Linked DNA regions of Homo sapiens: region 2 is linked to region 1. The links are chromatin loops, found by intact Hi-C in ENCODE. Cell type or tissue: prostate gland. All regions are shown on one strand. Each heading gives the region's core, and the rest is flanking DNA. Links, peaks and the distances in the headings are about the cores only.

Region 1 (7,838 bases), core at 2,312-4,811:
CCTGAGCCGGGGGCCAGGAGCTGGCTTGTCGGCTCAGGTGTCGGTGAAAATGTGATCAGGAAAAAAATGTTTTCGCTTCTCTTTGGTTAAAAAGTAAGAACAAAGGGAGCTTCCTTCTAAACAATAAGCGTGGTCTGGCTGTCGTGAATATTAGTCTTGGGCCCTCCGTCATCTTCCAGGCCGTGGTGGGGGCGCCAGACTGCTGGGTCCTCGCGGTGGGGACAGCCGGAGGTGGGTGGTTCTGGGACCCGCTTCCCCCTTCTGCCTTGGCAGCTGCTGATGCCCTTTTGGGAACCTAGTGCCACTGCTGGGTGCACCCCTGGGGAATAAGGTCGAGTGGATCTCACACTTGCAGGTAGATGAGGGTTGACCACTCCTGTCACCTCCTTGCACTGCAGTGGAATCTGCTGAGAAAGTCGGTGGCAGCTGTGTAACTGTGGCAGGCACCGTGGAACACTTTCTCCTTCAGACAGGGGGAAACTGCGGCTTCTGGAACTCTGATTTTGAAGAGTGCCCCCTCCTCTCCACCCTCCTGGAATGGAGGGCCAGGTCCTGGGAGGCAGCTGACCCTGCTGCACTCCTGCCTGTACACCTGTCTGCCTGGGCTCCTTAAGGCCAGCCTGGTAGCTTCCTGGCCCTGTGCTAAGGATGTCTGGTCCACATCCCCATTCCCACCACTGGCCCATCCTAGGGCTGGAGGACCCAGGGTGAGACTGGCAGCTGAAGACCTCCCCAAGCTCAAGGTTTGCTGCCACCTCAGCCACTGACTGGAAGGGCCCAGTGCAGTTTGTGTCCAAGAGCAATTCTCCAACACCCAAGCACCCAAAGGCTCAGACATCTCCCTCCTCAACCCTAGCAGAGATGCTATGGATTCTTCTTCTTCATTATTGTCCTGAAGTTTGCTTTTATTACAAAGAACATCAACACCCATTTCTCATTTAATCTAACAATCTCATTTAATTTAACAGTCCTTTAAAAGGCCTCAAGAGTCCACAGTGCATTTTTTCCTACAGTTGTAGAATGACTAGTGGTCTTGACTCAGATAGCTAGGTCAGGGCTGAGTGTCAAACCAAGCTCAGTCTCCCTTCCAAGGCCATGTCCCTCCCTGGCCTTCAGGGATGCCTCAACCCCCAGCAATGCTTTAACTCTCCATAAGGCAACCCTCCACAAAGCCTCAGCCTTTACTGGGGTTTAGGCAGGTCTGTGGGCCTCTCAGAGAGTGTCCCTCCTGCCCTTAGAAGCACCTGCATGGCTGGAAGGCTCAGGGCCCACACAGCTGGATGGACTAGTCCTCACCCTGCCACCCCCATCCCTCACCCACACCACACATACTTTTCCAGGAGGGCAAAGAGAAATCCCTCTTAGAAGTCTGGAGTTCCCACATGATAAGAGCAGTCACTGCTCTAAGCGTTTCACATGTATTAGCTCTCCAGCCTCACAACAGGCTCTGAGGAAGACAGCATGAATCATCTCTATTTTGTGGCTGAGAAACCCAAAGCACAGACAGAAAGCTGATGTGTAAATGAGCATCAGGATTCAACCCCTCCCTCCAGCTCAAAGGCCACTTTCACAATTTGAGAATTAGGAAGGTGCTAAGCATTGCCTTCTGAGACTTCTCTTCCAAAAATTTATCTTGTGATTTTTTGTGACCAAGGCCTCTTCTCTACCTCATTTCTAGATTAACTCATGGAGGGGGTTGGGAGAGCCACCCTCAGGAATGTAGGGTAGGAGAACTGCTCTGCCGAAGCATGTGGGAAGGGTCTCAGGGCCTGAGGCCAGAATGTCAGAAATATCAGTGCAGCTGCTGATCCTGGAGACCCTAAGAGACAAAGCCCAGTCCCTCTCTGACCATTGCAATCCACTGAGGCCCTGAGAACATTTCTGGAAAGGAGCAGGACTCACCAAGGTCACCCAGGCAGTTTTAACCTCTTAGGTATGGCCCCTTCACATAGCCATCAGCCCTCTTCCCACGAAAATGCAGAGGCAGAGAAGTTGGCCTTCAGTTCCCAGATCCCCCACACCCTTGGAGCCACCATACTCCAGGCACAATTCCCTGAGCCATTTCATAGAGTACCCTTTACCAGGGTATTTTCCCTTACATGGCTGCTACCCCCTTCAAATTGACCTCCAGGATTGATTGGTCCAAGGGGCAAAACCCAAGAGTCTGGCCAGGCCTGGTCACACCTGCAACCTGGCTGGGGACATCCTTTATGTTCTGCATGTGCCTCCATCCAAACCTCTAGGCTCTGGACCTGCATCAGGGAGAGAATCACCCCGCTGGGGTTTCTCCTGTAAAAGACAGGACTCGGCTTGGGCTGACCTTCCTTTGGGATAAAGGAAACCCAGAGTCCAGGGAACTGTCCTGTTATTATCACTGTATTACAACATTGCTTCATTTACATTATTGAGAAGAGATTGGAGTGGGGTCAGGGGAGGATATGTTTTCAGGATCTTTTGTTTGTTTTTAATAGATTTTGTCCAGGCACAAATCCTTTCCAAGCACTGGGCTATCCAAGGGCCAGACAAACCTGACCACCTTGCTCCCCCTACTCCCAGTCCCCTGCCATGGGGCACCATCTCCACCCTCTTCCACCCCTGCACTGTAAGAGGGAACCTGCCCACTGCAGCGCCTGTCAGGGCCACCCAACAAGGGCAATGCAGGACCACAAATCTGGGTGGAGGCATCATTTCGGGCTGTGGAGTAGTAGAGGACAACTCGATGGTCCCAAAATTCTTCCTCCAGGGTGCGGGTGTCTCTCTGTCTCTGTGTGCTCTCTGACCCTGTGTCTCTCTCAGTTCCCAAGCTGAGGAGGCCAAAGCCCCTTCCCCTCTCCTGGGCCCGGAAGACGGAAGACTCGGTGGCGCCTAATAAGGAGTAGAGGAGTCGGTTTACCAGGTGTGGGATGAGAGAACTGCCCCGACGCCCCCTTTCCCCACCCCAGGCAAGGAAGTCCAGCTGGTTGGGCTGGCTTAGCCTCTCCCTCCCGTGAAATGGAAAACTCTCTCTATGCGGAGTTCTGGGGACTGACTTGCCTAGAGACCCCTCCTGGCCCAGACTAGTCCCCACTCCCCTCCTACTGAGCTTCTGAGCGTCCGACGAGGCACAGTCCCTCCCGTCGTGCAGCGGGAAAACGGACTCCCCGAGAGGTTGAGGAATTTGCTCAGAGTTACACAGTGGGGAAGAGGCCAAGCCAGGATTTTAACGCAAGTTGTCCAGACTCCAAGGGCCAGATTCTCCTCTGACATTAACGCCGTGCCCCAGGACCATGGACTGCTTTCCCTAACACCCAGACAGAAAACTGCGATGCCTTGGGTATGATTGAAAGACCCAGATAGGGATCCCCCTTCCCAAGTGGGTTGGGCGGATGCGGCCGCTGTCCCCGCGGGCGGTGAGCGACGCGCGGGAGCCAGGTGAGGTTGGTATCCGGGGAGCAAGGCACGAAGGCCGGGTGGCTCACCGGGAGGGGCCTCAGGGCGCCGCGACGTGGAGGGACTGCGCGATCCCAGCCCAGAAGCCTGGCGGTGAGTCTGTGCGGGTGAGTTTCAGAGGGTGGGGGAGCGGCTATCAGGGGCGTGTTGCAGCGGGAGGAGGGTAGGACGGATGCCAGCCCAGAAGCCAGGGAGCCGCTGGCTCAGGACTGAAGCACGCGCCACAGGTTGGGCTCCGGCCGGGAGTATCAGTCCCTCCCCTTGCCCCAGGTGCTGCCTGGAGCCCCTTGAGGGTCCCTTTCCATCCTGGGAGCTGGTCGGCCGCCTTGTCCTTTCTCCGCGGCCCCTTTCTGCGCCCTCCGCCCCTCGCCGCCTCGGTGACAAAGCGCAGCTCCCGAACTGCTGTCTTGGTGCGCCCCCCACTGCCGATCGCCAGAGGCGGAAGTCGCGGCGAGTCCCAGCATCCTTGCTGGCTCGGATCCCGCGGCTCTGCCCGGAGCAGCGGCCCCAATCCCCCATCCCCAGAGGGCAGCCTGTTCCACCAGGCCCTATGCGCCCGCTCTCTGAGCTGGACCCTAAGCGGGATGGGTGATAGGTCAGAGCCACTTAACCTCGGCTTCTCTAGACAGTGATTAACCGCGGTGGGGCGGGAAGTATCAAGCAGTTCTCCTGCGAGCTCCTTCCTCCCAACCCCACCCCACCCCGCCCTGTCGTTTGAGAGGAAACGCTGAACACTTTCCCCCAAACTCCCCCCGCCACCACATATCAGCCAAGGTCTGGATAAGGAGAGTCTCATGGGTGAGAGTGCCTGGTCAGCCTATATGTTCAATCATGCCACCAACACACTAGTAGGCCCCATTTGTTGTGGCTCAGGAAGTCCAGGCTGTGGGAAGCCCCTGGACTCTCCTATCTCTGTAGCTCCTTGGACTCTTTCTTGGGCCTCACTTACGTCTGAGGACCATTTCTAATAAGACAGCCTTACAGCAACTCTTCTCAGATTCCCTATGACAGTGATTGTGGTCCCCACGTCACCTGGGAACTAACTAGAAATGCAATTCCTGAGGCCCCACTCTGGACCTATTGAATCAGAAATTTTGGGGGTGGGCCCAGCAATGTTTTAACAAGCCCTTCAAGTGATTCTAATGCACACTCAAGTTTAAGAACTGCAGCCCTACGAATTTCATTATTCGACTTGATAAGTTTCTGTGATTCTCCATTCTGCCTGGAATGGCTTTATTTTTTTTTTTATGTTATTTGTTTGAGATGGGGGTCTCACTGTATTGTCCAGGCTGGTCTCGAACTCCTGGGCTCAAGCATTCCTCCCACCTTGGCCTCCCAAGTGCTGTGATTACAGGCATGAGCCCCTGCACCCAGCCTGGAATGGCTTTTTGAAAGTGTATCTTTAAAAAAAAAAAAAATCCCTAGTACAGATTTATGCATCTGTTACCCCCTGCTCCTTCCACCTTATCACCTCCATGTAGATCTTTGTGCACTAACTTATTACCTAATGATGCCATTATCTAACTTAGCTTCTCACTCACCCTCTCATTCATCCACTGCCTAAGGACATGGAAATCCTCACTCTGTGACAGCAGGTTAGAAACTGCTCTGGAACTGCAGGAGCTGGAGGAGGGTGGAAAACTTGCCCTACCTAGAGATTTCTTTCACAAAAGGGGACCAGAGGCCTTGAAATATGATTGGCTTGCTGGCTCTAAAATGGAGAAGGCCAGGCATGGTGGCTCACGGCGGTAATCCCAGCACTTTGGGAGGCCGAGGCGGGCAGATCACCTGAGCTCAGGCATTCAAGACCAGCCTGGCCAACATGGTGAAACCCTGTCTCTATTAAAAATGCAAAAATTAGGCAGGCATGGTAGTGGGCACCTGTAATCCCAGCTACTCGGGAGGCTGAGGCGGGGAGAATTGCTTCAATCAGGGAGGTGGAGGTTGCAGCCAAGATCATGCCACTGCACTCCAGCCTGGGTGACAGAGCTAGAGTCTGTCTCAAAAAGAAAGCAAATGGTTTTAGTAGGAGCCAAAAGGGCCTCAGCCATGTAGCTGTAGATATAGATGCTTTTTCATTCAGTCATATTTTTCTAGTATCAGGCTTACTCTGGGATGCTATTTGATAAGTTAAAGTTACAGCAAATGTTGTAAATTAGGCAGTATGGGGCCAAGGTGCCACCAAGAATACCCGAGAGTAATACCCTATATCCAAGAATAAAGATACCTACAAATATCTTCTGTGTACTGGATAGCACACATGTATTATGGCACTTAATTCTTACAACTCCAGCAGGTAAGAGACTACATAATTATCATCCCCATTCTATGGATGGAGAAGCTAAGTCAAAGAAGGGTTAAATGCTTGCTCAGGATCACATAGCCTATTAGTGGCAGAGATGAAATTTGAATCCTAGCAGTGTCATGCCAGGAGCCAGGCTCCTACTCATTAGGCTCAGTCCCTGCCTGTGACTACCGTGTGATCTCAAAAGATAGATTTCATTTCCAAAGGTGACCAAACTAGTTGAAGCCCTGGAAGAACACTGGAACTTCTTCTAGGAGAACTACTATCAGTATTAATAATAATTAACAGTTAGATGGTCTCTTCCAAGTAACATTTTCACACTCACTGACCCATTTGATACAATAGTCTTATCAAATGGAAAGAGCAGCTATTATTATAATCCCCACTTTACAGATGAGGAAGCTGAGACCCAGAGAGATTAGGATCACTCAGCTAATACATGGCAAATCAGGGAACACCGTTACTCCTTTTGACTACGTTGTCTCTGTTTCTTATTTTTCTTTCATTTCCACTTCAGACACATATTCACAGATCATCATATTAATCCTTAACTTCCATCTATTACTTTAGGCTGCTCAGGTGGACTTCTGTGTCCAGCAGTTTTCTTGTTTGTTTGTTTTGTTTTGTTTTGTTTGAGACAGAGTCTCGCTCTGTCACCAGGCTGGAGTGCAATGGCATGATTTTGGCTCACTGCAACCTCCACCTCCCATCTTTAAGCAATTCTCCTGCCTCAGCCTCCCAAGTAGCTGGGACTACAGGTGTGCACCACCACCCCTGGCTAATTTTTGTATTTTTATTTTTTATTATTTATTTATTTATTTTTTGAGACAGAGTTTTGTTCTTGTTGCCCAGGCTGGAGTGCAATGGCACGATCTCAGCTCATTGCAACCTCCGCCTCCCGGCTTCAAGAGATTCTCCTGCCTCAGCCTCCCAAGTAGCTAGGATTACAGGCATGCGCCACTACACCCGGCTAATTTTTTGTATTTTTTTTAGTAGACACGGGGTTTCTCCATGTTGGTCAGGCTGGTCTTGAACTCCTGACCTCAGGTGATCCACGTGCCTCGGCCTCCCAAAGTGCTGGGATTACAAGCGTGAGCCACCGCACCTGGCCTATTAATTTGTGTATTTTAGTAGAGATGGGGTTTCACCATGTTGGCCAGGCTGGTCTTGAACTCCTGACCTTGTGATCTGCCTGCCTCATCCTACCCAAGTGCTGGGATTACAGGCGTGAGTCACCATGCCCGGCCATGTCCAGCATTTTATTAGCTCCTCTCCAGGTTCCTAATAAAGTTGGAGGGGCCAGAATTGTTCTTTTCAGTTTCCAGTTGAGGAAGCCAAGATTCAGAGAGTTCAGAGGACTTGGCCAAGTTCACAGAGCCATGACAAGAATCAGTCTCAGACTCTTCATGGAGCAAGAGTATGAATTTTGTAAAGAATTCTACAGAATGAATAAATTATTCTTAGTCCCTGCCTCATCCTTGAGGCCTGGAAATACTGATAGATGCACAAACAAAAGGCAGATGGTTGTGAAATGCTACCAACACTTTTAATTACACATGGCGTAACGTTTTTGTTTTTGTTTTTGTTTTGAGATGGTGTCTTGCTCTGTCACCCAGGCTGGAGTGCAATGGCATAATCTTGGCTCACTGCAATCTCCGCCTCCTGGGTTCAAGTGATTCTCCTGCCTCAGCCTCCCGAGTAGCTGGGACTACAGGCACGCACCACCGCACCTGGCTAATTTTTTTTTTTTTTTGAGACAGAGTCTTGCTCTGTCACCCAGGCTGGAGTGCAGTGGCACAATCTCGGCTCACTGCAAACTCCGCCTCCCGGGTTCAAGCAATTCCCTGCCTCAGCCTCCCCAGTAGCTGGGATTACAGGCGCCTGCCACCATGCCTGGCTAATTTTTGTATTTATTTTATTTTTTTTTTTAGAGACAGAGTTTCACTCTTATTGCCCAGGCTGGAGTGCAATGGTGCAATCTCAGCTCACCGCAACCTCCGCCTCCCAGGTTCAAGTGATTTTCCTGCCTCAGCCTCCCAAGTAGCTGGGATTACAGGGATGCACCACCATGACCAGCTAATTTTTTTTTTTTTTGTATTTTTAG
Region 2 (7,838 bases), core at 3,019-5,518, 160 kb before region 1:
GGTCCTGGGCAAGTTATTTGCCTTCTCATGCATAATAAATGAGGGAGTTGATGTACATGGTTTTCTAAGATCTCTCCAGTCCAGAAATACTTTGTTAATAACCTGGTTAAGTCTAGTTCCATGCACCCACCAGGTGTAGGGAAAAAAACTAGTGAACAGTGAACCAATGCCTAGTGATCTCTGCCCATACAGTGGACATGATTGTGTTCTTCAGCCAGTGACTCCCTCATTGATCTATCAGAAGCCCCAGCAGTAGTGGCACCCACGTGCTCAAGCTGGCCCCAGGCTGTAACTTGAACGGAGATCTCTTGGCTTTTCTTTGCAGCTCTGCCAGGGGCTGCTGTAACATCGGAAATCCTTAAACACTGTTTGCTCCAAGACTAAATTTTCTTGGCTCAAGATGGTTTTTGGCCTTACTGTATCCTCTCATTACACATGTAAAAACCTAGATAATTTTTTCCTTGTAAAGCTGTTAAATCTAGACCTCATGATTTAAAAATAGTTGGAATGTTTCATGCAGAATGAGAGGAAGGCCTGCTTCATACTGTGCAGGAGATTGACTTCTGAAGAGCTGCCTTCACATGAATGCATTCTAGGAACCCACTATCTAATGAAAGCTTTGTAAAATGAAACATCCAGCATTAATTTAATTTGTGTGTTTGGGAAGTTTGGGTTTTCACATATTGGCAATGTGGAGGCGGTGATTTGCAGTAAGGCACATCTCTGCTTTTCTACATCTAAACTGTGCTAAACTTACCAATTGGGGTGTTGCTTAAGCTGTTTGTCTCTTTAAACAAAACCTTTGAGGATGTGAACAACGTGGCATCTCCATTCTACTCCGAAAGCATGCAATACTTAGTCGAGAGAGTTGTATTTATGAAACAACAGAAATACACACAAAAGAGTGAAATAGATAATATGATAGGCCCATTTGTTATAAATGGCAGCAGAATGGTTTGGAAATTCTGGCCTCATTTAAATTTTCCTGGAATTTACTATTTTATACTGCAGAGCTGGGTGCAGTGGCTTATGCCTGTAATCCCAGCACTTTGGGAAGCCAAGGCAAGAGGATTCCTTGAGGCCAGAATTCCTTGAGTTCAAGACCAACCTGGGAAACATAGTGAGACCTCATCTTTACAAGGAAAAAAAAAATTAGCCAGGCATGGTGGCACCTACCTGTAGTCCCAGCTACTATGGAGGCTGAGGTGGGAGTATTGCTTGAGCCCAGGAGTTTGAGTCTGCAGTGAGCCATGATCATACCACTACACTCTAGTCTGAGTGACAGAGCACGATCCTGTCTTAAAATATACACACACACACTGCAGTATGTTAATAGACACTGTGCCAGTATTTTCTGAAGGCTGTATATTACTGCATATGGACATTTTAAATCATTATGAGGGCCACTTTAACTGTTAGTAGCTCCTCAAATAACACAACAAAAATATGCATTTTGGCAAAGAAAAAGATAATTGTGTGTTTAACAATAACATAGGGTGTAGACACATGCCACGTCTATGTGTCCATCTTGCACACACATGATGGGAATGGAAAAAATGGAGAGAGGAAACAGAGTACCTGGAAACATGATGAGAAGAGTTTATAGAGAGATTGGTTCAGCAGACGGAGGTGGGGTGCTCCCTTAACCACAGAAACCTTTACTGATGAGGTTTCTGCACCTAACTGAGGTTTCTGCCCAGTCACATCATGTCCATTGTAGGATGAGATACGCCATCTGTGAAGGCCATCTGAGAAGGTCCTAAGGCCCTGTACTAACATACTGCAAGCAAGTCCAGCCCTCCCTGCATAGATACAACCCATTGATCAGAGTCCCAGGCAGTGTTCCCACTGCTGTGGAGACTGTGGCTACAGAGGTCCTTGGCATGAATTTCCCCGGAGAACTCTTTTCCTCCTGTCTCCACATACTCCCTTTTCTACTAGGCTTGTCCTCTTCTTTCCAGCAACAAAACGAAACTTGGTATGGCTATGGTTCCTATGTGAAAATGAGCAGGGATTCAGACAAGGCTGTTGCCTTGGTAGGGTGGGCCCCCTGAATTTTTTTTACTGTGAGCCATGAAGACCTTCCAGAGAGAACTCATTATAAGGGATGATGAAACCTAACACCCTGAGCTATAAGAGCTGCTTGGGACCAGTGATTCTGAGGACAGGATGGTGTCTTTTAGCTAGAGTCGTCTCCTGGCTGTCCCCCATTGGAATCGTTGTGGGTCTGGTGTAGGGCTGGGGTTTGCTGTCACAGTACAAGGTAACAAGGCTAATCAAGACAAGAGAGAGAAATGATTATGGGGCAGTTAACTGGACATGCATGTGACATACCCCTAAGAACTATGACACGACTATTGGACATATTTACAGCACTCTCTTTCCATGAGTGGGGACAGGAGTGTGGTACACCTGTGAGAACTGGCTCAAATGAGAGCTGGTGGCATCTGAGTTGTTATTGTTGTGTAATTCAATTTGTACTTCAGGATGAGAAGCCCTGGAAAAATCAAGGCCCCACTGTCCAATCAGAGGCTCCCCAGGATGCACCGTGCACATGGTTTAAAACCAACATCATTTCCACCATGTGGTCTTGGGTTGGCAACATCACCACCACCTGAGTTCCCATTAGACATGCAGACTCTCAGACCGCACCTCAGACCTACTGAGTCAGAACCTCCACTTAAGAGACCCCCTGAGCTTCCTCTGCACATCCAAGTTTGAGGGGCGCTACTCCATAGCAGTGGTCCTCAGTGTTGGCCACACAGCAGAACAACCCTGGGAGCTTTAAAAACTCCTGATGCCTGGGTCCTATTCCTAGAGGTGTTTGCACTTATGATCCCGAATACAGGTATGTTTTAGCTTATGCAACAGAAATATTTATGAAAAATAATGTGCAATGACATGTTAGTAGCTTGAACCATATTTTCATAGCTATATTAACATTTCAAAAGCCCTTTAAGTCTATTCCTTCTGTTAATATTTTATGTCATATTAACATAAGACATACTTACTATTTTAAGAATCTTTTGTTGTAAAGCACCTATTTATAAAGTAACAGCCCCACCTAACTTTTCCGAGATTAAATTTTCATACACTAGGCTTCTTTGACATGAAGGTTTATCAGACACCTCACACGTATGTTGCATGACCTTGTCACTTTAAGTATCATATTCTCGTATTTAAATCTCAGACCCAGCCATAATAAATTCTCCCCTTCTCCCTGTGTGCCTGAAAATGTCCGTCTGTGACAGCACCTTCTTTATTTGCCAATGTCCCTCTGTTAAAGCACCTTCTTCATTTGCTCTGCCACAAATTGTGTTCTGTGGTCTATTTATTTGCCTCCCACTAGACTTTATGTGCCTTGAGGAGTGACACAATGTGAGCATCTCAATGTCATGTCCATACAAGGTACTCAACAGATGCTTGCTGAGTGCATGATGGGTGGCCAGGTGTGCAAAGGAATGGTGCCAAAGGGAGATGTGGGATGTCCTCAGTGCCTCCACCACCTGGTCAGGGAGGCCACATTGCCCTAGTCGAGCACTGTTGAGAGCCGGGTAAGCAAATCTCCCCCTGCTTCTCCTGCCTGCCCCCTTCTCTCCCTGCTGGACTCCATAGCAGTGGCCCTGCTCCTATGTAGGGGAGCTGCTGTCGTTTACCTGTGGGCACAAGCTTCAGTCTCTGCAGTGCTCCTTGGCTCTCACTCAGGGGCCTGGGTTTTCCTTTTCTATTGTGCAGAGCTGTATTGTCACCTTCTCTCTCCTTTTTGTTTTGGAGAAAAGAAGACAACCCCCTCCTCCAACATTCCATCTTTCCTCAAACATCTCCAAAGAAGGTGTCCAAATAGGGAAGACCCAGCTGAATCAAAATCAATGTGCTAGACAGGATTTGTGGCCACAAAGTCCATGTGGCCAAGACTTCCTCTGATTTGACCAGGCAGAATTAGGTCATCAATCAACGGGGAGTCATCTCAGGACAATGCTGGGATGATGATCAAAACCGCCACTTCGCACAAATTTGATTTTGAAGTTAGTGCTTTGAATGTCTTAACCAATACTTATTGACGGGAGGAGGGAAAGGGAAGGAAAAAGGAAGGAAGAAAGGGTGGAAAGAAGGACAGGAGGGTGGAGAGAGGAGGGGAAGAAGGAAGTTGTTCTTATACTCAGAAAACATTTTTGCCCATGAAACCAAGTGTTGCATTACAAGGAAAAAATTGGAAAATGCCCTGTGGTGGAAAACTATACATGGAGTGATGAGTAGAATAACTTATTCTCTAAATAGCTGACATAACAGAAAATATCACCAAACAGTGTTGCTTTCCGCAAAGAATATGTTTGTATTGGATTACAGAGAGGAGGCTAGAAGAGCAGGGTCATCCTAACCTTCTGGCTTGACTGATGGAATTCAACTTTGCAGTGTGGGAAACAGAAACTCTGATGTCTGTGTTTTTCTTTAATGTCTCATTCTATCATTGGTCCTTTTCTTGTTAATAATTTTTAAAATGTAGTTAACGACTGGATTTTCCATTCGAAATGACATACTTTCCCCTACCTCAAGTGTAGCTTCATTTTTTTGGTTGATGATACAGCCCTTATACAAAACAACAGAGTACTCCCCTTTGCCTTTGCTACGTTAGTGTTTCCTCTTCTACCTCCAAGAGGTATCAGAGGATCAGGCAGAAGCAAGGTTAAAAACCACGCATTGACTGTACATTGAAAAATAAGAGAAATGCCCAAAGAAAAATCTAGAAGTCTTCTAATCAAGGCAGCATGCATCTCTCACATCTACTTCTCCAGGCTGGTGTGTACCACTCCTTGCCCTCTGGTTCCCTCACTCGCTTGTGTGTGACCCTGTGGCAGGACCACAGGAAGTGATGGGTGAACCCAGGGAGCCTTGGGGTACCAGCTTACCTCGGATATGAGGGAGAATTGGAACAGATGTCCCCCATCCACACCTACACCCTGCAATCATTCTGTCAGAGTGCAGGTCTGATGCCATCGTGCTCCCATTCAAGCCTCTGTTGCCCCTCACGTGCCAGCCCTCCATAACATCTCCTCCTGCCCATTCAGCCTCATCCTTCAATGCCTCCTCATCAATGAAGGGCAAGGATCCTTCTCTCAGTTTCTCAAATTCTCCACTCTCTCCCCTGCCTCAAGGCCTTCACTCCTGAGCTTCTGCAGAGGAAGCTCTGCTCTTCTCCAGCTGACTCTAGTTTAAGTGTCACTTCCTGAAGAAAACTTTTCCTAACCCCCAAATTTGGTCAGATACCCCTGCTTTATGTACATATATCACCCTGTACATCTATCTCCCGGTGCTTATGATACTGGAAAGTAATAGATTCATTGGCGAATTCATTTCAACGTATATTTTGCTTACCAGATGGTAAGCTGCGTAAGAGCTGAGCCCATGTTTCTCTTGCTCAGCATTATAAAACCAGCCCAGCACCTCGTGCATAACAGGCACTCAGTAGATATCTGTTGCTGTTGTTGTTGAATAAACAAATAAATAAAGTGGCATTTTGATCCCAATGTTGGTTTCCACAATGGTGCCCATTTCTCAGGATACATCTTAGGCTCTGATCATGTGTGCAGCAGGGAAAAAGCATCTGTGATGGTAACAGAAGATCAGAGCCCTGAAATAAACAGGAGCTTTTGTACACAGCACAAAGGATAAATGTAGTTTTAGAAAGAATCATGGAAAGATATGAAGATGGGGAGAAGTAGACAAGAAATACTAAGTGCAGCAAGTATAAGGAGCACAGCACCCTGGCTCTGTGCCATCGGAGGGCCTCTGAGGAGGACCTGGGTGGGGCCTGCTGGAAGGATGGAGGGGGAAGGAACTCTGGCCAGTGGCAGAGGCACAGCTGGAAGCCTCTGATATTAGCACAACAAATTCATCCATCCAGGTCAGCCCAGGCAAAGTCCAGGGCCAGATTTAGATGCTAGAGAAAAGGTGGACTTTCCTAAGGCCAGGAATAAAGAACTGCTAGCAAGAGAGGAGGCAAGGAAGAAAGTGAACTGTCAGAACTCTGACATTAAAAATAAAATCATAAAGTGAATGTATGTGACTAACAGGCCAGCACTGGAGTCAATGTTAAAAGGCCATTTATTTTTCCATATCACAAAACACAAATTACTAAATTTGCAATATGAATGCTTTATTGTACTCTAAAAATTCTGAATTCTTTAGACTGCTCTTTTCCTGTTCCAAAAAAGCTATTTTAAAAGCTCACATTAGAATATTTTATAACTCTTTTATCCCTCCTGAACATCTGTGAACTGGAAAGAATATAGTATACTACAGAAACAATCCATTTAAAGAAAAACAATTAAAATGAAAACTACTTCCATTTCTGTGGCATAAAACTCTAATTCTCTCTCCTTTGCAATTTTATTACCAACCTGACATGATATAGTCACAGCTTCACTTACACACAATGTTAATTTTACTCATATGCTACTTAATCTTCAAAACATTGCAGAATAACATTTTTCTTTAGTAATTTATCATTTACTAGGATAAGGCAATGTGTTTAGAGGATGTTAGAGTTTTTTAAAAGTTTGCATTTATCTCAGTCCTGAAATGTGCTCTGGGTGCTATTAAAATATATCATTTATACACTTTCACATTTAACTATATTAACTATACCTTAACTAGACATTTATTAAGAGCAGCATATTTATTTCCCATTCAGGACTTTTTAAATCTGCAAAGTCAGCTCTATGGAAATGAACAATTTTTGCCGGCCTTACACTGTGTAATAGGTTAAACTGAGCAGAAACCTTGGGCTCCATTGTAGTGGGATACACAATTGCATATCTTTTCTAAGCTTCCTAAATCATTCTCTCTTGCAGAACTTCTCATCATTCCACCAGCTGCCAGGGATATGTTATGAACTCTAAATAAGTTCATGACAGCTCTCCATTCACTCATTCATTCATCATTTATCAAATATCTTCTACATATAGAGATTGAAAGATGAACACATCTGACTTCAAGATCCTTCTCTTGAGGTGTATAATGAAAGCCTCATTTCCTCTTGCTAATTTTATTTTTACTTATATAAAAATATAACACATGTGCACATAGCTTTGTAAGCTTTCCAAAGGCCAGCACTTTTAAATTTTAGCCATTTATTTGAGTTTTTACCTTCATAGCTTTGAATACTATGTTTCTACTGCTATTTTTTGATTTTTCAGTTTTGTTTTATTTTATTTTGAGACGGAGTCTCGCTCTGTCAGTCAGGCTAGAGTACAGTGGCGCGATCTCAGCTCACTGCAACTTCCACCTCCTGGGTTCAAGCAATTCTCCTGCCTCAGCCTCCCAATTAGCTGGGATTACAGGCATGTGCCACCACACCTGGCTAATCTTTGTATTTTTAGTAGAGACAGGGTTTCACCATGTTGGCCAGGCTGGTCTCGAACTCCTGACCTCAGATGGTCTGCCCGCCTCAGCCTCCCAAAATGCTGGAATTACAGGTGTGAGACACTGCACCCAGCCATGATTTTTCAGTTTTAGATAGCATCCACTGATTCTCAGTTATGGAAGATACCGGTTTTATTTTCTTATACTGTCTCCTCCCCACACACACCAAACACTTGCCCTCCCCTTGAACATCCCAATATATATAGCATTATGATGAATAAGTAAATATTAATCATAGTTAAGCCTTAGTAGTAAAATATAATTCCATTTCCTTTTTCATATAGCTGTTTGCTTTCCCTGGAGATTATAATTGCTTTGTTTTCTCATTTGTATAATTAATGGGACCCTAAATCCTCTGACAGAACTGTAAAATCTCCTCTGGGAACGTTCAAGTACACCAGGTTGTTGCTGCTGCT

Evidence for each region. Hi-C counts contacts between places; a loop is a spot of excess contacts. Peaks named below come from ENCODE experiments on the same cell type or tissue, not always from the same donor. Only the 100,000 strongest peaks of a DNase experiment are listed, where the experiment ranks them.
Region 2: it touches region 1 in a loop (2.8-fold over the local background); 2 of 110 quality-filtered maps call a loop at or near these places.

Annotation. Positions count from the first base shown.
Region 1 is chr7:27,231,532-27,239,369 of GRCh38, reverse strand. No RefSeq gene overlaps it. Among named protein-coding and RNA genes, the nearest start is that of EVX1, 7.4 kb to the left of the region's middle. In prostate gland, for the core only: CTCF peaks have their summits at 3,614 and 3,813 (motif pointing left); DNase peaks (open chromatin) are centred at 3,562 and 3,879; H3K4me3 peaks cover 1,061 bases; H3K27ac peaks cover 765 bases.
Region 2 is chr7:27,391,553-27,399,390 of GRCh38, reverse strand. All of the region lies in intron 1 of LOC105375207 (a long non-coding RNA gene), which reads right to left. Among named protein-coding and RNA genes, the nearest start is that of EVX1-AS, 150 kb to the right of the region's middle. In prostate gland, for the core only: no CTCF peak of the experiment used is centred there; no DNase peak of the experiment used is centred there.